Linked DNA regions of Mus musculus: all the other regions are linked to region 2. Evidence: chromatin loops called from intact Hi-C (ENCODE). Cell type or tissue: left cerebral cortex. All regions are shown on one strand.

What was found. A loop is a pair of places that touch in the nucleus more often than their neighbours do. Peaks named below come from ENCODE experiments on the same cell type or tissue, not always from the same donor. Only the 100,000 strongest peaks of a DNase experiment are listed, where the experiment ranks them.
Region 1: it touches region 2 in a loop (5-fold over the local background); 6 of 42 quality-filtered maps call a loop at or near these places.
Region 3: a loop joins it to region 2, with 11 times the contacts of the local background. A loop is called at or near these places in 8 of 42 quality-filtered maps.

What each region holds. Positions count from the first base shown.
Region 1 is chr8:112,057,912-112,065,911 of GRCm38, reverse strand. It overlaps Gm36671 (a long non-coding RNA gene), which reads right to left and starts at 4,340. Exons shown (of 3, transcript XR_388036.3): 1 at 4,275-4,340; 2 at 3,925-4,148; 3 at 2,236-2,321. It overlaps Gm22827 (a small nuclear RNA gene), which reads right to left and starts at 3,407; the gene lies at 3,301-3,407. In left cerebral cortex, a CTCF peak has its summit at 4,440 (motif pointing left); a DNase peak (open chromatin) is centred at 4,409.
Region 2 is chr8:113,579,394-113,587,393 of GRCm38, reverse strand. No RefSeq gene overlaps it. Among named protein-coding and RNA genes, the nearest start is that of Mon1b, 52 kb to the left of the region's middle. In left cerebral cortex, CTCF peaks have their summits at 1,308 (motif pointing left), 3,402 (motif pointing left) and 4,568 (motif pointing right); DNase peaks (open chromatin) are centred at 3,388 and 4,572.
Region 3 is chr8:112,568,559-112,576,558 of GRCm38, reverse strand. It overlaps Cntnap4 (contactin associated protein-like 4), which reads right to left and starts at 6,516. Exons shown (of 24, transcript NM_130457.2): 1 at 6,334-6,516. The coding sequence starts at 6,424. Gm26994 (predicted gene, 26994) reads left to right here and starts at 6,984. Exons shown (of 6, transcript NR_132433.1): 1 at 6,984-7,096. In left cerebral cortex, a CTCF peak has its summit at 4,903 (motif pointing left); DNase peaks (open chromatin) are centred at 5,913, 6,666, 7,179, 7,887 and 2 more places; H3K4me3 peaks cover 3,192 bases; H3K27ac peaks cover 1,331 bases.

The DNA of each region.
Region 1 (8,000 bases), 1.5 Mb after region 2:
AATAATTTTTAAGATTGAGGCAGGAGGATTTCAAGTTTGAGGCTGGCCTGAGCTTTATTGAGAGACACTGCCTCAAAAGAAAGGGTGTTAGCCCAAGTAGGTGTTTCTCAAAAGAAGACACACAAATGTTCAACAAGCATATAGGGAAATGCTCAACATCACCAATTATCTAGAGAAATAACATTGAAACCACAAATGAGATACTACCTCACACATGCTGAAATAGCTATTATCAAAAAGATAAAGTTAAATATTCGTGGTGATCATTTTTAAGTGGAGGAACTTGTGAACTCAGTTGGTAAGCGTGTGAATAAGCATGATCATGTGGAGGTTCCACAAAATAATTAAAACAGGGGCCGGAGAGATGGCTCAGCGGTTAAGAGCACTGACTGCTCTTCCAAAGGTCCTGAGTTCAAATCCCAGCAACCACATGGTGGCTCACAACCATGCGTAATGGGATCGGACGCCCTCTTCTGGTGTGTCTGAAGACAGCTACAGTATACTCACATATAATAAATAAATAAATCTCAAAAAATAAAATTAAAATAGAATGACCACAGGACCAGAGAGATGGCTCAGCACATTGGAGCATTTACTGTTCCTGCAGAGGAACCAGACTGGGTTCCTGGCATCCACATCAGGTGCTAATAACAACCACCTGTAACCCCAGGCCAGGGGATCCAATGCCTCTTTAGCACCCTTGAGCACACACACACACACACATGGTGCAGAGAAACTCACAAAAGCACAGACATGCACATAAGTAAAAATAAATAATTTTTAAAAAAAATTAGAAGGCCAGGGGCTGGAGAGATGGCTCAGCAGATAAGAGCACTGACTGCTCATCCAAAGGACCAGGGTTTAATTCCCAGCTTCCGCATGGCAGTTCACAACTGACTGTAACTCCCTCATATAGACATACAGACAAATCACCAACAAAAATAAAATTTTAAAAAATAATAGAGGGGCTGGTGAGATGGCTCAGTGGGTAAGAGCACCCGACTGCTCTTCTGAAGGTCCAGAGTTCAAATCCCAGCAACCACATGGTGGCTCACAACCATCCACAACAAGATCCTCTTCTGGAGTCTCTGAAGACAGCTACAGTGTACTTACATATATTAATAAATAAAACTTTAAAAAAAAATAATAATAGAGAGCTAGAGAGATGGCTCAGCAATTAAGAGTGTTAGCTATTATTACAGAGGACCGTGGTTTAATTACCAGCACCCACATGGCTAACAACAACCTATATAGCTCCAGTTCTAGAGGCTCCAAAGCCCTCTTCTGGACCTCCTCAGGTACTGTATACATGGCATGTGCATATATGAGTGTAGAGAAAACAGCCATACACATAAAATCAAACAAAATAAATTTTAATACAATGATCACGTGATCCAGACATCTCACTCCTGAGTGAGATTCTAAAGGACGGAAAAGCAGCACAGCAAAGGGATGTGTGCATTGCTCTGTTAGTCGCAGAATTATTCGCCATATCCAAAAAAACAGAACCAATGTCGGGGTCCATCAAGAGACCACTGGGAGGCTGGCAAAATGGTGCAGAGGGTGAAGAAGCTTGCTGCTAAGACTGATGATCTGAGTTCAATCCCCAGAACACACATGACGAAAGAAGAGATCTGAATCCCACAAGCACACACATACATGCGCACATGCAAGTGTGCACACACATGCTCACACGCGTGCAAGCATACACACACAGTTTCTCAGAGACCAGATGCTAAATATTCTCATGTGAGGTGATTTCGTGTTAAATCTCTTGACTTAGCCTTCCACAGTGCATAAATGTACTAAAACATCATGTCATATGCCATAAATGAATACAGTTTATTTGTTATCCAAATAAAGTTAACTGGGCATAGTAGTACACCTCTAAAATGCTAGCACTTGGTAGGTAGAGGCAGGAAGACAACGAGTTCAAAGTCATCACTGGTTATAGAGGGGGTTTAAGACCTAAATAAGACCCTGCCTTGAAAATAGAGAAATAAGAAAGAAAAGACAGACAAAGAAAGTTACAGAAATTATTGACAGATTTATCTCTTCAGTCAGAATAAGTTTCACTCATTCTGGTTATTTGTTTAATAAGTGTATATGTGGCTTTTAGGATCAAGCAAAATATCAAGGAAAATGAAAAGGCAACATATAGAAGGCAAAGCTTAGTGTACTTATGACATTCTTCTAACAGAGATTCTCTCCTTGGCAAAATACTCACCAAGATTTCACAAGAAGCCAGGCATGGTGGAGCATGCTTGCAGTCCCAGCATTTGGCAGGGTTGAGATGGGCAGACCTGGAGCCTGAAGCATGCCTGTCGACACGGGAAGACATGGATTAGTCTAGAATCCTAGGAACAGAGAAAGAACCAAGATAAAAGCTGCTGTCACAAAGTCACAGCCATCCCGGGGTATGTGACTGAGACTGTGTCTCAGAAAACAGGCAGCAGGGCATCTTGGTGCACACCTGGAATCCCAGTGCTCATGACACAGAGGCAAGAAGATCTTTGTAAGTTCGAGGCCAGTATGAAAAAGTTGGGGGAAGGGGAGTTCTGTGGCCACCACAGCCAACAGAGCACAGACTGGCCCTCGGGAGACAAGAAAAACCCTGTGTACATTCCAGGTTCTCCTAGTACCGTGGGTTCTCAACCTTCTTAATAATGGGACCTCTTAATTCAGTTTCTAATGGCCTAAGAATATCTAGAGTTGGTGCCCCCCCCACCATAAAGTCATTTTCATTGCTACTTCGTAACTGATTTTCCTAGTGTTATGACTCCTAATATAAATATCTGACACACAGGATATCTGGTATGCAAACCCTGTGAAAGGGTCTTTCGACACCCCCACCAAAGGGGTCATGACCTCCTGGTTGAAAATCACTACCCTGGTGTTCACATGTGAACACAAGGACATCTGTACCTCCTACAGTGAAGACGTGGCAGCGGAATCCCTGGAGGACTGCAGAGATAGGTCAGTGGTTAACACCACTTGCTGCTCTTTCAGAGGACCTGGGTTCAGTTCCCAGCACCTACACTAGGGAGCTAACAACCACCTATAACTCTAACCCAGGGATCCAGTGCTTTCTCCTGGTCTACATAGAGAGTTCCAGGCCAGCTAGAGTTACAAAGAAAGTCCCTGTCTAGATGGACATACAGACAAAGAATACTGTCAATAGGTGACCTAAGAATATCTCTAAATTTCTAGTGCATCATGGAAAATATTTTTAATTCTCTTTTTAATTTAATTTTTTTTTTTTTTTTTACTTATTCACTTTACATCCTACTCGCTACCCAAAAAAATATGGAGTGCCTCACGAATTTTTGTGCCATCCTTGAGCAGAGGCCATGCTAATCTTCTCTGTATTGTTCCAATTTTAGTATGTGTGCTGCCGACGCGAGTGCAATATGCTAATTCTTAAAAGCTGGAATTTGCAGCTAGAGAGATGGCTCAGGGGTTAAGAGCACTTGTTGCTCCTACTGAGAGCAGGGTTCAATTCCCAGCACCTGCATGGTGGCTCACAACCATGTCAACACCAGCTTTGGGGGATCCCTCTTTTGAACTCATTCAGATAAAATTAAATAAATGCAAATCTTTTAATAAATAAAAATGAGGAAATTAGAATTTTAGAATTTGAATTATGAATTTTCCTGTTCAAACCCAATTGAATAAGTCATATCTGTAGTTGTTTTGAAGAAAAGCTAAGTGTATTATTTGACTCTGACTCTCTCTCTCTCTCACACACACACACACACACACACACACACACACTTTTCCCAGTTTGCCTTCTGTTGCTGTGGCAAACCATGGCCAAAAGCAGATTGAGAGAGTAAAGAGTTTATTTGGCTTACATGTCTGAATCTTCCTTTTAATTTGTTTTAATTTTTATTTATGTGTGTTAATTTTTTAATTTTTATTTACCTGTGTGTCTGTGTGCAGCTGTCACGGCTGTTGAGAGCTGCAGGGTCCTCTTAACCACTGAGCCATCTCTCCAGCCTTCTGGGGGTCTCTTCAAAGCCAGGATCAGCGCTGATGTCAGCAGGGCATCAACAGGGTAGATTACGCTGTTACACTTCCCAAAGATCCGAAACCAGAGCAAACAAGGGACTGAGAGGTATTAATGTCCCACAGTGGTATTCCAAACACTTGGGAGTGAGAACAGAAGAATCCGGAGTTCAAGGTCAGCCTCAGCTTCATAGCAAGTTCAAGGTCACCCTGAGCTAGAGACTGACTCCCAAAAATAAAGGAAATAAATAGGGCAAAGTACTTACCCACTCTAAAGAAGGACAGAAGCCACAGGAAAGAGGCGCACGTGTCCTATGTGATCTTGAGTCAGAGCCCCCACCCTTCCACCCTTGAGTCTATCTCACTACTTCATTTCTTTTTGCATAAACAAAGATGATGCCTTTGTAAGTCTTTGGCGCCCTCTTTTGGACAACCTGATTATTTCAAAACTGAAATGTTTCATTTCTGAGTATGTTGTCAGCAAGTTGAAATTGGGTACACAGAGACAGATATATAGAGATGATATAGATATAGATAAAGATATACATATGTAGATTGGGAGGGCTGTTATTGACATTATTCTTACAAGAGTTTTAGACTTACAGAAAGATTAAACAGTACAAAGCCCTATCTATACCTCTCCCTCGTGTAATTTCCCCTACTGCTTATAATTCCTCTGAGGACCCAAATGTTAAAGGTAATGAAACAATGCTGAACAGCTATTATTGACTGACATTTATAGTACATATACTATAAAGCTGTATGCATCCATGGGTTGTGAAGGATTTCATGTATCCACCATTGTAGTATCATAGAGAATAGTTCCACTGCCTTAGAAATCACCTCCTTTAGTTTGGCTCAGCCCAGTAAAGGCACTTACCATCAAGCCTGGGGTCCCCAGAATGCATATAAAGGTGGAAAATTGTCCTCAGAACGACACATGTGCATCGTGGCATATGTGAACCACACATAAACATTTTCACATGCAATGATAATAAATTATTTAGATGTTTAGTCACCTGTTTCGTCTCTTGACTCTTTCTATTTCTCCAGAGTCTGGGAATCACCACTTTTTACTCACTATCTTCCTAATGTTGCCTTTCAAATTTTTACATTGTGGAATAGTGAAATACTTAAATTTATTTCACTTACACATCCACTTAAGAGACCTTCTTCATATCTTACTATAAATGGCCAATGCACATATGGAGAGGAAGTTTACTCTAAAAAGCAGTCATGGTAGTGCATGCTTTTAATCCCAGCACTCAGGAGGCAGAGGCAGGAGGATCTCTGTGAGTTCAAGGCCAGCCAAGTCTTGGGGGGGGGACAAACAGAAGAAGAGGAGAGGAGAAAAGGAGGGGGAAAAGAGAGAGGGGAAATAGGAGGGGGAGGAGAAAGAAGAAAAAGAGGAAGAAGAAGAGTGAGAAGAAAGCAGAAAAGGAAGAAGAGAAAGACAATGAAGACAAAGAAGAAGAGAAGAAGAAGGAGAAGGAGGAAAGAAAAAAAGAAAGTTTACTGTAGCCAGCAGAAAAATGAAAATTAAAACTACATTGAAAATTCCATCTCAACTCAATCAAAATGACAATCATCAAGAACACAAATAACAAAAGGGACCCTTATACATGGCTGGTGGCAGCTAAACTAGATCAACCCCTACAGAAACCAATACGGAGATTCCTCAGATAGCTAAATAAAGTTCTTCTGTGTAATCCAGTCACAGCACTCCTCCTGCAAATGTACCTAAAGGACTCCAAGTCAACACATCACAGGGACACCTGCACCTGGCTGTTTACCATGGCACTACTCACAACATCTAAATTAGGGAGCCAAAAGAGGTGTCTGTCAAGAGAGGGCTGAGCACAAAGAACATGGCGAACAAGAAGAAAATGGTACACACACACATACACACACACACGCACGCACGCACTCGCGCAAGCGCATGATCACATACAATAGAATTTTACTCCACCATGAAGAAGAATGAAATAATTAATAATTTCATTTGCAGGAAAACAGATACAAATGGAGACATCACACCCATCAACTAAGTCAGTCTCAGAAAACACTGCATGTTTTCTCTTGTTTTGTGTATCCGTGATTTTTACAGATATATTAAAATTGTGCATCTGTATGTGTGTATGCGTGTATGGATGCTCTCACCCATGCGTGCATATGCAGAGGACAAGGGTCAACACTGAGTCTCTTCCTCTCTTCCTCTTATTTTTCAAGATAGGATCTCTAAGTGAACCTCACAGACCAGCTGGCCAGTGAACGCCAGAACCTGATTGACTCTGTCCCCAACACTGCTAGAGCTACACTTGCTTGGACCACACTCAACCTTTACATGAGGGTTGGGCATCTGAACTCAAGTCCTGATGCTTACACAGCAAGCATTTTACCCACTGAGCCATCTGCCCAGCATCATCTCTGCTTCACTACTATGCGGATATACAAACCATTGTACGGATCTACTAACATTTATTGATCTATATTCCCTGTTGAAAAACATCTTAGTTGCCTCCAGTTTGGAGCAATTATGATTAATGCTGCTATAAACATTTGCATGAGGGTGTTTTCTGGACATAAATTTTCAATTCATTTGGATAATCAGGAGTAGGATCTCTCTGCCATGTGAGAATACTCTATTCATCTTCATAAGAAACTGCCTGTCCAAGTTTGCTTTCTGTTCCTGTGATAAAACACTGACCAGACCAACTTGTGGAAGGAAAGGTATTATTTGTTTTACACTTCCATACCACAGCCCATCACAGAGGGCAGTCAGGATAGGAACTCAAAATGGAACCTAGAAGCAGAAACTGAAGCAGAGACCAAGAAGGAATATTGCTTTGACTTGTTCCCCTGGCCTTCCCTCTACCTTCCCTGTGCATCTCATCTGCACAGGCCAATTGGAAGGAGGCATTTTCTCAGCTGTGGTACCTTCTTCCTAAGTATAACAAGTTGACAACCAAGATTAACCCTCACACTTCCAAACCAATGTCAACCTCTGTCATTTTTTGTGTCTACTTGCAATGAATGGAAGACTTTGTGACATCCCCACCACCATTTACTCTCCTGAGATTCTAGCCATTCTGAGACATGCATACTGGTGTCTCTCTGTCATAATTTATAATTCCCCAATGCCTGTGGCTCTGTGTGGGCTCACTGCCATCTGTACATCTATATGGTATCCATCCAGCTCTTGGCCCACCCTTTTTAACTGAGCTGTTTACTTTCTTTTATTTAAATTTTCTGCTTATTCAAAAGCAAGTCCTTTCTTGAGTCTGTATGTTACAAATATGTTCTCTCACTGCATGGCTTCTCTTAGTCTTTGATATTTTTCTACATTTATTTATAGGGGGAGTAAGCACACACATGCACGGGAGGGTGTGGAGGTCAGAAGACAACTCACAGCTGTCAGGTCTCTCCTTCCACTATGTGGGACCAGGGTTCAAACTCAGGTCATCAGTCTTAGCAGCAAGTCCCTCTCCCCACTAAGCTATCTTTGTCAGCCCCACAGCCCTTTTTTTATTCTCTTAAGAATGTTTCTCTATCCTGGCAGTGGTGACGCACGCCTTTAATCCCAGCACTCGGGAGGCAGAAGCAGGCAGATTTCTGAGTTCGAGGCCAGCCTGGTCTACAGATTGAGTTCCAGGACAGCCAGGGCTATACAGAGAAACCCTGTCTCAAAAAAAAAAAAAAAATTCTTTATCCAGGCAGTGGTAGTGCATGCCTTTAATCAGAGAGGAGAGAGAGGGGGGGGGAGGGAGGGAGGGAGGGAGGGAGAGAGAGAGAGAGAGAGAGAGAGAAAGAGAGAGAGAGCTGTTCCCTTTTGGGTGCATATGCAGAGCCCGTATCCACACACCAAGAGCATCTCCAACCTTTCTTAAAACTTCACAATCTCCACCTCATCCTGCCTAGATGAGCCACACTCCATCCTAGCTCGTCTCCTGCTGACCGACACAGAGGTGGTCTCCTTTGCAGGTGTGTGCACA
Region 2 (8,000 bases):
CTGTTTAAGGTGCACCTCTTCAGGAGTGCCCTGTTAAGAGTACCACAGTAGCTCTTGAGGCTATGGCCACAAACACCCCCATCATTTGACAGATAACCCTTATCATAGATGAGTTTTCAGAAAACAAAATTTGAGGTTAAATCTCTGTGTTAGGGAGCTTTCTGTTGAAGTTTCCAAACACCCGAGATGGACAAATTCAGAGAATGGAAGGTTCTATGGCTTACAGTTTCAGGGTTTACAGTCCATGGTCACTGAGCTGATTGCACTAGGCACTAGAGAACACAGCCATTACGGTAGGGACTGCACAAAGAAGCAAAGCACATCACATCAGCCAGGAAGCAAAGGAGAGAGAATGGGATCAATGTCCAAATAGCCTCTTTATGAACTTAACCCTTGTCATCCAATTTCCTTTCCACTCAGCTCAGGCTCTTTCACAAAGGGAAAGACAATGCTTGCAATTTATCTAAGAAAGTTTGTCTTAGATAAATTAGCAATAGACACTTAGTTTAAATATTAGGGGCACCCAGAAGGAAGTGTGGGTATATCATCTCTGGGATGATTTCTGCATCTCTTACAGTTATTTAAGTAGAAGTGAGCCTGTTCTCTTGGAGGCAAATATCTTGAGCAAACATTGTTGCATGGCTATGGGTCTGCCCTTTGATAACATCTTGCATTTGTGCGTTTATTGAACACTGGCCCCGCTTCTTAAGTCTTTCTTCTATGGCACTTCCTTAAGTACACAATGAATTGTGGACATTGGTATCTGCTTGTTATTCATTTTGTCTTTTCAACAACAAGGTCGTCTTATCTCTGTCCCAATCACAAAGGTAATCAGCCCCCAAGTCTTAAAAAGTCCCACCAGCTTCCAATAATGACATCATCATGGGACAAAGTCTTTAACAATGTGCCTTTGTGAGACAGTAATCTAAACCCCAGCACCAATTAACAATGCTTTTGGCTCTGGTGATTCCTGTGGTTTTGATTGCCAACTTGATAGAACCCAAATCACCTGGGAAGAAAGTCTCATTGAGCAATTGTTTACATTGAGTTGGACTGTGGATGTGTCTATGGGGGTTGTCTTAAATAACTAATGTGGGAAGACATAGCTTCCTGTGGATAACACCATTCCCTAGGTAAGGGGTCCTGAACTGTGAAAGAGTAGAGAAATTGAGGGATGGAGAAGTGGCTCAGTGGTTAAGTGCACTGATTGCTCTTCTAGATGTTCTGAGTTCAATTCCCAGCAACCACATGGTGGCTCACAAGTATCTGTAGTAGGAACTGATGCCCTCTTCTGGTGCATCTGAAGATAGTTACTGTGTACTCATATGCATAAAATAAATAAATAAAAAGGAGTAGAGAAATTGAGCAGAATATAAGCAAGTGAGCAACCACATCTGGCTCTGCTCACATTGGGTGGCACCATTTCCTAGGCAGGGGATCCTGTATTGTGTAAGAGCAAGGGAATCAAGCTGAGTGCAAGCAAGCAAGCAAGCAAGCACACAAACACACAAGCAAGGGAACACACATCCTTTACTAAGTATGTGATATTATGTGCTCTGTCAAGTACCTGACTTGACTTCCCTGCTATCATAGACTATAGCCTAGAACTGGGGACTGAATAAACTCTTACACTGCTTTTTGTCGGGATGTTTTGTCACAGCAGCAGAAGTGAAATGATGGCAGCTCTTTTCCCCTGCAGCTTCAGTCATAGCAAGGCCTTCCACTGGAAGAAATTAGAGGCCTTTACTGAGGACTGCTGCCATTATTTATGCAATTTTGCTTTATGTAGTTATGTGTTCAGAACTCATCGTGTATGAAACACGAACCGAATTTTATCTTTTTTCCCCATGGATATTCAATTAGCCCAGTATTAGTATTGCAAAGGTAGGCTCTGCATATTTAATTAAGATACAGTCTTTGCCCTACATTTTATTTCCATGTGCATTTACACTCTGATGGCTCTATTCTGATCTATTCCATTTTGTTCCACTTTTCCATGTAGTCCCTTCTGTACTAATACTTTTGCCATGCTGTTGGTACTGGAAGACATGTTTCTATGTGTCCTAGTTATTTTCACATAGTTCAAGAGGAGACTCTCTGTCCCCATCTCCTAGAGCTGCTTAGGTTTGCTTCAGCTCACTTCACCTTCAGAGCTACTGGCAGTCACGGAGTCTCTCGTGTGTTATATCACACAGATACTTCTCCTGTGTCCATATTTATGTATCTATTTTTACCTTATGTGTAAGTGTTTTGCCTGCATGTATGTCTATATGCCAAGTGTGTCCAATGCCCATGGAAGCCAGTAAAGGGCATCAGATCCTCCTCAACTGGAGTTACAGTTGTGAGCTGCCATGCCAGTGACAGGAGCTAAACTCAGGTCATCTGAAAGGGCATTTAGTGCTCTTAACCACTGAGCCATCTCTCCAGTCCCTACTTCTATATTTGAATTGCAATTGTCTGGCTCAACCCAAACTTACAGGATATTCTATTGATAGATGGTACCCAACTTAATTCTATCTGCAACATTAGTTGTGCTTTATTTTTTTATAATACAGTCAAGTTTAAAGGATAAAGGAGCTGTCATCTCTCGTGGGCTTTTCCTGACATTTGTTATTCCAAATTGTATCGGTGTATAATTTTATATAAGAACCAGAGAGGCTGGAGAGATTCTTCAGTCATTAGAAGTTCTTAAAGCTCTTCTCAGCACCCACTTGGTTGTTGGTCATTACCATCTCTAGTTCTAGTTCCAGGGGATCCAACACCTGCTTCTGGCTTCATGGGCACCGGGCACACAAGTAGTGTCCACACATGCAGGTACCACACCCATATACACAAATTACAAGAAGAACTGGTGACTTACATACTCTTTCTCTCTTAGGCCATAGGAAATCAGAGATCCTCTGGATATTTCCCGTTTAAACCATTTATATACGTGGCTGTCAACCTGTGGGTTGTGACCCTCCTTGGGGTTCAAATGACCCTTTCCCAGGGCTCGCATAATACCACGTGAAAACACAGGTAATTATATTGTGATCCATAACAGTAACACAGTTATAGTTATGAAGTAGCAACAGAAATAATTTTATGGTTGGGGGTCGGTACTACATGAGGAATTGTATTAAAGAGGCACAGATTTAGGAAAGTTGAGAACCACTGTTCTATATAATGTTATTGGAAATCTTACTCTATACAAACGACACTTTCCCGTGAATCATCTGCTCTCTGAGGAAATATAGAACTCAATAAGTTGACACTGACCAAAGATTCAAGCGGAGGAAGTATTGGATAGGTTGAGGATGGCTGGGGGGGGGGGGGGGAGTGGTGGTGGGGGGGGGGTGTAAAAACTTTTACACTTCTGCCCCCTGCAGGACAAAGCTAAAACAGCAACCAGTTGTAATTTGGTTAGAGAATGCCATCTGCAACGCAACGATTGCATGGCAAGAGCTCTGAATATCCGAGCCACCTCTCCAGTCCCCAAAGCATAGTTCAATATACGCATACGCCGTGGATCTATCAGATGACAGTAATCTGTATGCCCGTTACCTGCAGTATTTGCAGTTTCTTAGTAGTGAGAACACAACAAATCCTTTCAGTGATTTTTTAAAAAATATTCTATATATTTGAATTTTGACAGGGTCATGCCAGCTCAAAGCGGCCTGAGACTTACGTATGGAGAGGAAGGACGTCTTTGCTTTACTGATTCTTTTGTGATCACCTACACACCAGGATTGCAGGTGTGCATCATATATTACTAGCCACAGTTGTCTTGCTACATATGTCCTGGAGGACCTGCGTGCCCATCACTACTGACCACACCTTCCCCCCTGCTGGGCATCAGTCCCAGGTCTCATCCTCCCCGCAAATCTGCAACTCTGTACTCACTGGACAATTTCTCTCCCTTTTCTGCCCTGCCCTCCATCTAATGACGGGGTTTCTCTGTTTAATTAACTCAACTATTGCCTTTTAAATGCATTTTTAATAGATTCTTTGAGGATTTTTTTATACATGCATAGATAATATTTCATTTATGTTCACTCCATCTCTCTCCCCTCCACCAAATCCTCTCCACTTCATATCTTGTTAGAAACAAATCTGAACACAACGATTGCTGTGCATACAGTGGGTGTGGGGCTTTGGCTTGGTCCAGTGCAGTTAATGGTGGCTGCTCATTGGTCACGAGATAGTAGTGTCTGCTTGACCGGAAGACATTGCTTCACTTTCTGGTGCCATATTTCCACAATATTTCTTGGCCTAGTGGATAGGGTCTGAGTAGTTGTTCCATTTAGGGCGTTACACACGATGGATAAGAACTCTTCCACTGTAACGGCCCTAGTTTTCTTAAGTTTTTTCCTAATTGCGCACATCCCTCAGGGTCCTCTGGGACGCGGATGGTAAATCATAAACTCACAGTCCATGTCGTAAGGAGCTTCCTGCTTTGCGAGTGTGGCAGGCCTGATTTTAGGGGTGACCTCTTGCAAGGTGCGAACTGAAGATTAGCCTGGGAGCGAATGAGTGTCCCACACTCAAGAGTGAGCCACTTAAGGAGAGACATTTGGGCTTCTCTAGATTGACCACTAGATGGCAGGAAAAATCCACGTACCTGCTTCGAAGCGCCAGCCCCGCAACGCGCAACCCCCCTCTTGCTTTGGGTATCTAAGGCCATCAGTTCAGAAATACAGAGGCCTAAGGACCACCGTGGTGGCAGCCCAACCCCATGTAAACACTAGGAATCTGACCCGTCTCTCCCAATAGTCTTTACAGTTAATCTCAACTTCCTACCTATTAGAGCCCATTAGGAGGGGGTGGCCCTCTTTGAGAGCCTATTTCATAAAAGCCCAACTGGCTGTCAGGTATCACATGTGTTTTACTATTTCATTCTTTTATATCTTTCATTATTATTTTATGTTTCCTACCAGAATTTTCTGTGGACGTTATTTGACAACCCAAAGTGACGGATCTCTAATGGTCAGCATTAGAGTATGTCATAGCCTCAGAGAGGAGAGTTGGCCAGGCTTCACAGTCTAGTCAGTCAGGGGCAGCCGGGTACTTCTGTCAGCAACAGCTGCTGTTGGCTGGGTTCTTTCTGGGCACCAGGAATTGCGCTCAGTATTTTATATAGGCAAGTTTTTCTAACTATTCAATGAGCATGCACTCCACGATACATACAGAATATATTTCCCAGGAAAGTATACAATGACCAGAGAATTCAAGGAATTTCCTCAAGGTCGTATTTTTAAGTAAAGTACATGGGTATTTTCTTTCAATGTATGTCTACTACATAGAATTAACGGCGCAGAGCTTGTTGTCAGCGACGTCTAGGCTTTACGAATTCATACGAAAACATCTTGCCCTCTCGACCTGGGGAATGCATCTCATTACTAGCCCACTGGGACGAGCACATTTAGGAAATGGTTTGAGCTGTGCTTCCCTGAGTCAGGGTGACTGTTAAGCTAATCCTTAGGGGTCTACTGTGATGATAGGGAGGCCACTGTGAGCAGAATATTTTGACCCTGGGCTGACCTGCCGGCTCCAATTACAGGACCGTCTTTAGCGTGATGGATGGAGTAGCGACATCATACCTCCCAGCCCGTCCTGTGAGACCAGCTCTTTAACCTCTGCCTCCTCCCCAGGGAAAGGCATAGTTCTGCTCTCCCTCATCTTCAGTGTGTCTCTGATGCCCAAGACCTCCAAGCTACCTGGGGACACAGTGAACCTCATCTTGTGCTATGACAGTCTATTGCTTGGGAAAGAGACTGTCTCTCATTGCTCTGTTTCTAGACCAATTAGGACTCTTGGGCAAATGGAGAAAGCCTGTTTCAGGTGTCTCTGAAGTGTGTCTCATGACAGGCAGGGTGGGAAATACCTGAACCCCAGGAGGCTGGAATTGGGTGCTGCCAGAGCCCAGGAAGCCTCCCTTTGGCTTTTCGCACCCTGTCCCTGCTTCCACATACGTTTTCGTTTTCATGACGCTTGCCTCTGCTCCCAGAGTTTCCTGCTTGTTAGTAAATGTCCTGGCCACCAACAGTTCCACCAATTCCTCTGTCATTTGTTTTGCCTCAGGAGGAAAAGCTGCCCCGGTCGATGTTGGCACACTGTTCACTATTATGCAAGGACCTAAATATTTCTTTGTCTCAGGATGCAGCTGACTTCAGAGGCCCGTGGTTTTGTTTGCCCATTGTGGTGGGGCTGTTCTTGCTCACTTTTAGATAAGGCTGTGTCAGCTCTCCGACCATAACCTGTTCGTTGAAAGGACTTTTAAAGTCAGCTGTAATTCACAGTCCCAGAACTTCGGGGAGGGGGGTGGGCGCAGAATCTGTGTCTTTGGAGATAGAAGAATGCTTTTATTGTTTTTTTTCCCCCTGTTTTCTTTTTAACATCTGTTTTCTTCCTTCCCTCCAACATCGCAGAACAAGGCTTTTCCAGGTCTCATGTGCCTCTTTGACAGCAGAGACTGCTTTAGTTGGCTTTAATGAACACTGTTTCCAGCAGCCCAGATTTGAGAATTTTAGTGTTTTGATTTACAGGCACAATCAAGAACCTACATTATTGAAGTGGGTCTGAACATCAGTGACACTCATGCTAGGCACCAGGGACTCTGGTAGACCCTCAAGTGCCACTTACAAGTGTTGGGGCCTGCTGGCGAGGATGTGGAGAAAGAGGAACACTCCTCCATTGTTGGTGGGATTGCAAGCTTGTACAACCACTCTGGAAATCAGTCTGGCGGTTCCTCAGAAAATTGGACATAGTACTACCGGAGGATCCCGCAATACCTCTCCTGGGCATATATCCAGAAGATGTCCCAACCGGTAAGAAGGACACATGCTCCACTATGTTCATAGCAGCCTTATTTATAATAGCCAGAAGCTGGAAAGAACCCAGATGCCCCTCAACAGAGGAATGGATACAGGAAATATGGTACATTTACACAATGGAGTACTACTCAGCTATTAAAAAGAATGAATTTATGAAATTCCTAGGCAAATGGATGGACCTGGAGGGCATCATCCTGAGTGAGGTAACCCAATCACAAAGGAACTCACACAATATGTACTCACTGATAAGTGGATATTAGCCCAGAAACTTAGTATAACCTGAGATATAAGATACAATTTGCTAAACACATGAAACTGAAGAAGAATGAAGACCAAAGTGTGGACACTTTGCCCCTTCTTAGAATTGGAAACAACCACCCATGGAAGGAGTTACAGAGACAAAGTTTGGAGCTGAGACAAAAAGGATGGACCATCTAGAGACTGCCATATCCAGGGATCCATCCCATAATTAGCCTCCAAACGATGACAGCATTGCATACACTAGCAAGCGTTGGCTGAAAGGACCCAGATATAGCTGTCTCTTGTGAGACTAGGCTGGGGCCTAGCAAACACATAAGTGTATGCTCACAGTCAGCTATTGGATGGAGCACAGGGCCTCCAATGGAGGAGCTAGAGAAATTACCCAAGGAGCTAAAGGGAACTGCAACCCTATATGTGGAACAACAATATGAACTAACCAGTATCCCGGAGCTCTTGTCTCTAGCTGCATATGTATCAAAAGATGGCCTAGTCAGCCATCACTGGAAAGAGAGGCCCTTTGGACTTGCAAACTTTATATGCCCCAGTACAGGGGAACGCCAGGGCCAAAAAGGGGGAGTCGGTGGGTAGGGGGTTGGGGGGTGGGTATGGGAGACTTTTGGGATAGCATTGGAAATGTAAACGAGGAAAATACCTAATTAAAAAAAAGGAAAAAAAAAACAAGTGTTGGGGGCCTCAGCTATTGGTCTTTTCTTCCTTGTCCCCTCTGCATGCCCACTGGGTGTACTGAGAGTGGTCTATGCCTTTTGTCCACTTGTTTGGGGATTAGGAAAAAGCACCAGAGACCAAACAACTAGAATCAGAGCCAAGCTCCCAGAGGGCTCTCTGAGTATCCCTGCTGCTTCCTCATCTTCTCTGTCCCTGTACCCCAATAAGTGTGTCTGGAGAGCTTAAGGCCAGGGATTGAGA
Region 3 (8,000 bases), 1.0 Mb after region 2:
AAGAGCCAAATACATTCTACCTCAAGAATGTGGTGAACTCACAAAACAACTTTTATCAGAAACGCATATCCTGCAAGGATCAATCCTTCTCCGTCATTCTCATTAACAAGGAAACAGCAATAATTCTAGATACATATCAAAGAAGTCAGTGGTGCCAAAATGTTTGAATCAATAAAAATGGAAAATAATAAGCTATAAGCAACGGGGGGGGGGGTTGGGAATCAGATCAAAGTATGCAATTCTTTATTATTTCATCAGAAACAATAAGCTACCAATATGAATATGCATTCTTGGGATTTGTGTAGCGATGCTGTCTTATCTTCCTACTGTTTACAGTTTGCAAACTTTCAGTCAGTACAGAGGAAAGGAAAAGATTGGATTGGGTGTTTTGTTTTGGTTTGGTTTTTGGTTAGTTGGTTGGTTGGTTGGCTGGTTGGATTTTTGTTTGTTTGTTTTTAAAAAACACTGATTACTGACATGGTGCACAGCTGTAATCTCAGCTCTTGGAGGCAGGTGGACCCAGAGTTCAAAGTCAGCATGGGTCATCCAAGATCCTCTCTCAAAACAAACAACACAAAGAGTGAAGGATTTCTTGGCTAATCTGAGGCTAACTGGCCATTTAAAGGTCAAATGATTCATTAGTTGACAACATTAAAGGTCCAGTATTGATTGATCTGAGATAAAAGAGATTTTCACTCTACCCAGGAAAATGAGTATTTGTGAAACCCAACTGATACTCTAATGCAAAGCCACATTCAAAGCTTTGGACTGTCAAGGTCACTGTCCCTAAGCGTCTAGGTCCAATAGACAACTGTGAGTCAGCTGTCCCCTTCTCACAAAACCCATCCTCGGTGATATCTTCACAAGTTTCTTAACTTAAAAACTGGCCCTGGGATGAGAACCCTGAATCTTCATTTAAAGCTGAAGCAGATGTGGTGGCACACATCTTTAATCTAGCGCTCTAGAGACAGAGAGGTAAGTAGATCTCTGTGGGTTTCAGGCCACCCGGGTCTACATACTGAGTTGTAGGCCATCCAAGATTATATAGTGACTCCCTGTCTCAAAAATACGAACAAACAAAAGAAAGCAAGTTATGAGACAGGCACAGTAGCACATGCCTATAATTCCAGAACTTGGGAGCAGAGTCTATAGAATCAGGAATTAAAGGTCAAATATAGCAAGGTCAAAGGCAGTCTGAACTACATGAGACTCTGTCTCAAGAGAAAAAAAAACTGAATAAATTATATAACATAAAATTTTAACAAATAGCAGTTTTTTTAAATTGTGCTACAAAAATATTTTTATAGTACATATCACATTTTAACTTACCCTTTAGACTGTTGTAAATAGTGTACTATAAATAAAATTAACCTAATGATTAGTTTCTGGGAATCAAAAGTAAATACAATTGCAAATGGACAAGATATTTACATACAAATTAATTACGCTGGCATGAGTAGGTAGAAAGCACTTGCTTAATTATTGTGAATTCTCAGTGGGTTGTGCTTAAATGAAAATCTATTTTTTCAATTTGTTCTAGAAAGTTTGCCAATTTGAGCTTTTTGAGGAAGCTCCCGAGTTACATTCAAAGCAAGAACGTTCTTCAAACAAGACCGTTTTCCCTATGATCAATTTGATTCCAAATCCAAGTTCTGACTCATAAAAGAGTAGAATAGTTTATGCTCGTGACCATGTAAGGTTAAGAGCAGGATTTTCATCCTAAATATCTGGGGTGATATTGCTCACATATTTATTTATTTTATTTTTTGTTTTTGTTTTGTTTTTTGAGACAGAGTTTCTTGCTCACATATTTATTAAGCACTGCATACTAATCGAATTACTCGAGATTAAAAATGCCCCCTTAGCCACCAAAAGTGCTGTAGACATTTACTAATAAAATGGAGGTATTGCATAGTTGTAGAAATGAGATTTCTCAAAAATAGTCATCTAGGAGAAACAAACAGGGAAAATATGATCTCCTGATATACTTGCCAGTCGGGTGAACAGCTCCTTCAGTATGTGTGTAATTAATGACATAAGAACATTTTTAATCAATTAATATAATCTATGCACACCTATAGTTCATCATTGCACCATACATCACACATCAGAGGTCAATGGAGGTTTTTTGTTTTGTTTTTTGGGTTTTTTTTACAAAGGGGCAGATAGACAATACAGAATATTACATAGATACTTATAAAGCAAGAATAAAGACAATTCTAACAAAATCTTACCAATCAAATTCAAAATATAATAATATGTAAATACAAATCTTGCTCATGCTGTTGCATAAGTGAGACAGGTGACAAAAATTCAAATTTCACACTGTCATTTTCTGCCACAAAAAAAAATCACTTAAATTTGTTTTTTTTTTTTTTCAGGTAAAGATGCAAACCCACTGTTAGTTCATAGTCCACATAAAGACAGGTGTAAGGGCAGATGTGTCCCATGGGCCATATTCTGCCAACACCTGAGTAAATATTACAACCCCTTTCCAATGACCACATGCAATTCCACTGATCTATTTTTATTGAAGAAAAAAAAGTCTACTGATGGTCTTTTATTGTTTTAATGTGACATGAATTCCCAGACTAATTTCAGGAGATTATAATGATATTTATTACTTTAATTAAGGACTAGGAATCATGTAGAAGTCATGTTTGGCCTCCATGTTGGCTCATAAGCTATGTTAACCATGTGCAAAAGGATCAGAAATTATCCAGAGCAGACGCAATGAGTGGAGAGAAGGCGTCAAGTGGATAACAGTAGATGATACTAGGAGTGAGTCAGACAGCCCACTGACCTGCACTTCCAAGGGCCAGCCATTGACACATGGTGTCATGGATCATATCCATCAGTATTTTGTTATTACATTGTAGTTATTTCATTATTTTACTACAGAATATCTGGAGGAGGGAAGATTACAAAAAGAAGCTTTCAGAAAGAACCATGACACTGAATTTTAGGCACTTGAGGATCTGTCCAGTTGTATCTGGGTTGTACCCGAGAATTGGTAAAAATGGCTTTCTACAAGGGCAGCTATTTTTCTCTATTACTGATTATATCATATTCTTGGTACTTCCTTTGAAGTAGATAGCAGACATAGCCCTGATTTCAACTAAAGGAAAGAAAGAACGCAGTCAGAAGCTGACTTCTAACTCAGTCATTAGTGAGCTACTTGGTGGGCATTAATTATTCTCAGAGAGAGGTTCAGCGTGTCTTCTGTCATGTGATCCCTAAGAATGAAACCAAAACAAAACCCTCCCCAGGCTTACTAGTTATACCCCACCCTTCTTATAGGGCCAGTCAGCCTCCCAAAACTATCTTGGCATTTAGAATTTGTAGCTTCTTAAGAACAAGTGTAGAATAAATAAATCATCTTTCCCTTGTTCTAGTACCTCTGTCTTAGAAGGAAGTGAAGAAACCAGAGAGATGCAGGAGCACAGCCTCTCAAACAGCAAGCCCATGAGCAAGGATGCCTGCCACTGTGTTTGCACAGAAGGATGACTCAATGTAATAACAAACTTATCTCGACCTGGACATAGGCTAAAATCTTAGGGCTGGTTTCCAACTTTGAAATGTCATATGGAACACCAGAAACAAAGAATATAACCCACTCAATATATTTCTTTTTAAATATATAGGTACTAACTAGAGTCATAGAGTGTTACTGGCACATGAATTAGTAATGTGTACTTACACATAAGTGTGTGTGTGTGTGCATGCACGTGTGTGCATGCACCCCCATGCATATGTAAGAGTGGGGAGGAGAGAGGGTGGCTGTATTTGCATGGAATCTTTCTAATGCAAATTTCTCAGATGATTAAGTAGATCAATTAATATTCAAATTAGAGTTCACCTAATCCCAGGTTTACAGAGTCCCCTAGGCAAATGTTCTTATTGTTACCCAAAGGCCAACTCAGTGGATGACAGATTTTTCTCCTTGTGAGTCACTTGTAAATAAAGAAGAAAGGTGTTTACATTCACCTGAGAGGCAGGTCTTTAATTTTCTTTTGCTTATATGCAGTTCCCCCGACTTTACTTGTGGGATTTGAGATTGATTCACTTCTTATTAATAAACAATCTGGTTCAGGAGAGTTTGGGGAAGTCTCATAAGGCAACTTTGAAATGCTTGTGCTGATTCCAGTTGCCTGCCCTTTGGTTAACGCGCACCCCTGTTCATAAACTCATAATACATTGCTCCGTCTTCCAAAACTGATACCATGGTAGCATACATTTTTCTATCCCAACCCAGCAACAAGTGAACCTTGACTCCTCCAAAATGTAAAGAGTGAGGAATAATGTAAAAATTAGGAAATGAAATCTTTTGTTCTACGTTTGCATGTCACATTGTCAAAATGCCAATAAGAAATTAACTAAAAGTCACCTTAATTTTCGGAAGCCATTGAATTATAAATTTGGACACTTGAAGAAAAGTTAACTCTTAAATAGGTCTGCTAACTAAGAATTCCAAGTTTAATGTTTAAGTGTTCTTGTTCACTTCAGTTCTAGGCTCTCCACATTTATCCAATGACTTCATAGAGAAATCGAACCCCGATGGATACAGATCCAAGGTTGAAACGGCACCCGTGGGAGGCCCAGGCAGAGCTAAGCAGACATGAGCACTGGCTTCTCCTCAAATCTCAGCTGCTCACTTTTTCCCTGGCTGAGATGAACGAGGAAGGGAAGCCTTTTAATATGGATCTTCCGGTGACACTCTGTACCACATTGCAAGCGAGCAAACAAACATCCGCAGCTCACAGCCCAATTATTCATATTAATAAACTGCAAAAAGATGTGCAGGCAAGGCATAGGGAAGACAAACTGGGTTAGGCCAGCATGAAGCTCTGCCCAACTCAAGGGAAGAGCTTGTGTGCTTCGCATCGCAACAGTGACCTCTAGTGCTCCCTCTCTGATGAACCCCTGCAGCTGCAGAAGGAATTACACCTTTGCCACAGAACTTCAACTGAGCGGGTAGGTGGGTTCAGGTCTGCTGTGTATCATCCTTGTTTGTTTATTTGCTACAGCGCTTGTCAAGGCCATCACCCACAGGACCCTCTAAGATTTTGGCTAGGTGAAACTATACATATTTTACTGATTTAATGGGATTCCCACACATTCGATTTGAAATTGAATGGGAAGCACAGTCCAGCCTAGGAGTGAAGTTCTCTCCTTTGCCTTTGCAGAGTGGCAGGTAAATTCTGACATTAAATGAGCTCCTGAAAAATCATCAGTGGGTGGACACGAGCTCGTGGCAGTGAGTTCCCTGTGCCTTTCCCTCGTGAGGACTCTACAGTTAAGGCAAAAGAGGGTCTATGGCAAAGAGAGTTACCAATGTCTTGTCTCTCAAACCTAAAGCTGTCAGTAAGGCAGGTCCCATCCATTCCTGAGCAGGACTTATAACCCTTTCTTGTAAAGCAGAGAAAGAAATAGAAAGTTGTGTGTTTGCTTGGCTGTTTTTATCATACATAAAAAGAGGAAATTCTTCTATCTAAAGAATCTAAACCAAATATAAACTTTTAAAACTTTTCCTATTTCCAATGGCAAGCTGACGAAAGAGTTGGGCCAGGGTATTTTGGATGATATTTAAATTAAGCAACGAGACCATAACAAATGTTCCTCGAATCAATGAACTCAGCACTAAGACAATCAATCACAAATACATGAAGTTGAAAATTCAACCACTAGAGAACACTACTTAAGCGGGTGGTGGGGGAGGGGGAAGTCACCTGCACATTTCCCTTTAAGGGAGATGTAGGGATGGGTACCCATCCAGGAGTGCTCTTCTGCCTGAGGACACAGCTCTCCAGTGCTGAGCTGTGCCTCCACCAGTTCTGCCTGCCCCTGCCCGCGAAGTCTGCAGTATGTCTCAGCTATTAGCCTGCACCATTTCAGAGATGCAGCCAGCCACTGCTAAATCGCAAACTTCAGAAATCTCAGCTAATGCAGCAGAATATCAAGTCTGCGGGTTGTTTTCCTGGTAGACAAATAATCCCAATGAAATTTAATGACCTCAAGACAGGCGCAATGGAAGACGTTCCCGGGCTGGTCCCCCGATTAAGATGCTAATTTAATGTTTTACTAGAAGTTGAGTCTTCTCAATGAATATTCAAAGAGAGTGAAATTCTGCTAGTAAAAAAAAAAAAATCCAAATAACATATTGCATATTTTGACCAGACCAAGAGGAACCCGATCATATTTGCACAATTTCCCTGTAGTGCTTTTCCTAGCCCCGCAGCGATTCCAGTTGAAAAGATTAATCGTGAAAACAACAGAATCAAAGTTTTGCGCGGAGCCCCCCTGCAAGTTTTAAATCATTTGCTGTGTACTTACATGAATTCCCAGCTTCCACTCTGTTCCAATTTTGAGTAGACAACAGAAGTAACATCTTGAGAACAGCTCCAGCGACAGATCCCATATTCATAATTTTTGAGCTCCCCAAAATATCTCGAGTGGCTCTCAGAGCGCTGGAGACAGGTTCTCCTCAGTCCTTCACCCAGCACTGACTGGGTCTTCAGTATCTCTAGCTCTCTGGATCTCTTTCCTCCCCCTCCCTCCTCTCACGCGCGCGCTCTCTCCTCCTCCTCTCCCTCCTCCCTCCTCCCTTGCTCCTCCTTCCTTCTCTCTCTCCCTCTCCTCTCTCTCTTTCTCTCTCTCTTTCTTCCCCACCCTCCTTCTCCCCTGCCCTCAGTACTGGTTCCTCACAGAAAAGCAACCAGCTTCTGTCCTAACAAGCTTACACACTGCTGCCGAGGCCACGCCCACTCCTCGCACCGGTCTTAGAAATTTGCCCCAGCATCCTTCCTCCTCCAAAAAGCACAGCAGCAGCCAGCAGCTTTCTGAGCTCCGCAGCGGCTGCAGGTGATGGAAGCTGGACCTGGAGGCGCTGCCCGCTGCCCGCTGCTCCTGGCCTCCTCGGGGCTCCCTCCCCTCCCCTCTATTCTCCAATAAGCTTTAACCCATTTTGTGCCCTGCCACCCTTTGGGGTGAGGAAAGCAGCCAGGCAAGGAAGCCTTCTGATTTTCCGCAGGTCTTGTATTTGGCAGTACCAACCAACATAGTGAGCTATTTCCTGATTGCCCGGGAGTGTATCCAGGTAAAACTGCATTATGTTTCAAAACAAAAGCATAAAATAAGACAGAAATAACGAAGCAAGCGTTGGTGAATTGTAGCTAAAACTGTCCTCCGGGAAAACGCGTGCTGTTTTTCTCTGTTTCTATAAAACTATTGCCTTGTGCTCCGGTGCCAGGATTTTATTACGGAAATTCCTCACATGGGAACAGACATTCCTGCTTGGCAGATATTTAAAAATCATCTGATAATAGTCTGCGAGAAATTAACATTTCTTATTTTAGTTGGTGCTTCAGGAATACAAATCCACCCATGAAGAGTTCTCTGAGTAGACTGAGTTTTATGAAAGCATCCTTCTGGAAATAGGCAGCATTCCATAATCATGTTTCTTAATAGTAATTCCCAGAGGGCCCAAAATGGAAAATTATGGAATACTGAAAAAGGGAACCCCCTCCCATATGTGTGTGCGTGCACACACACGTGAGTGCACACACAGGTACACACTCACGCGCACACATTCACACACTGACAGGAATACATACTCACTTATACACACTCACAGGCACACATGCATGCACATATACATGTGCACACACATGCATACACTCACACACATATGCACACACTTATACATACTCACAGACATACAAATGGGTGCAACACACACTCAGAAAATCAACAACTACAGAGAATATTCTTCCAGTGGCCACTCCCTGGGCACTATTGCTTGTGTAGAATATTAAAGCACTCAAATGATAAAGTTAAGACCCCATACAGAGCGGCACATCACATGGTGTCAGAGAGGGTAAATCATCTCTTTAAAATAAATGTCAAGACGTCTTCCTGCTGATTTCCTGGGCGTCATCAAGGCAGGAATCCAGGAGCTCTCAAGCAACATCTTGGTGTTTGGAACCAGAGGCAGCCTTGCT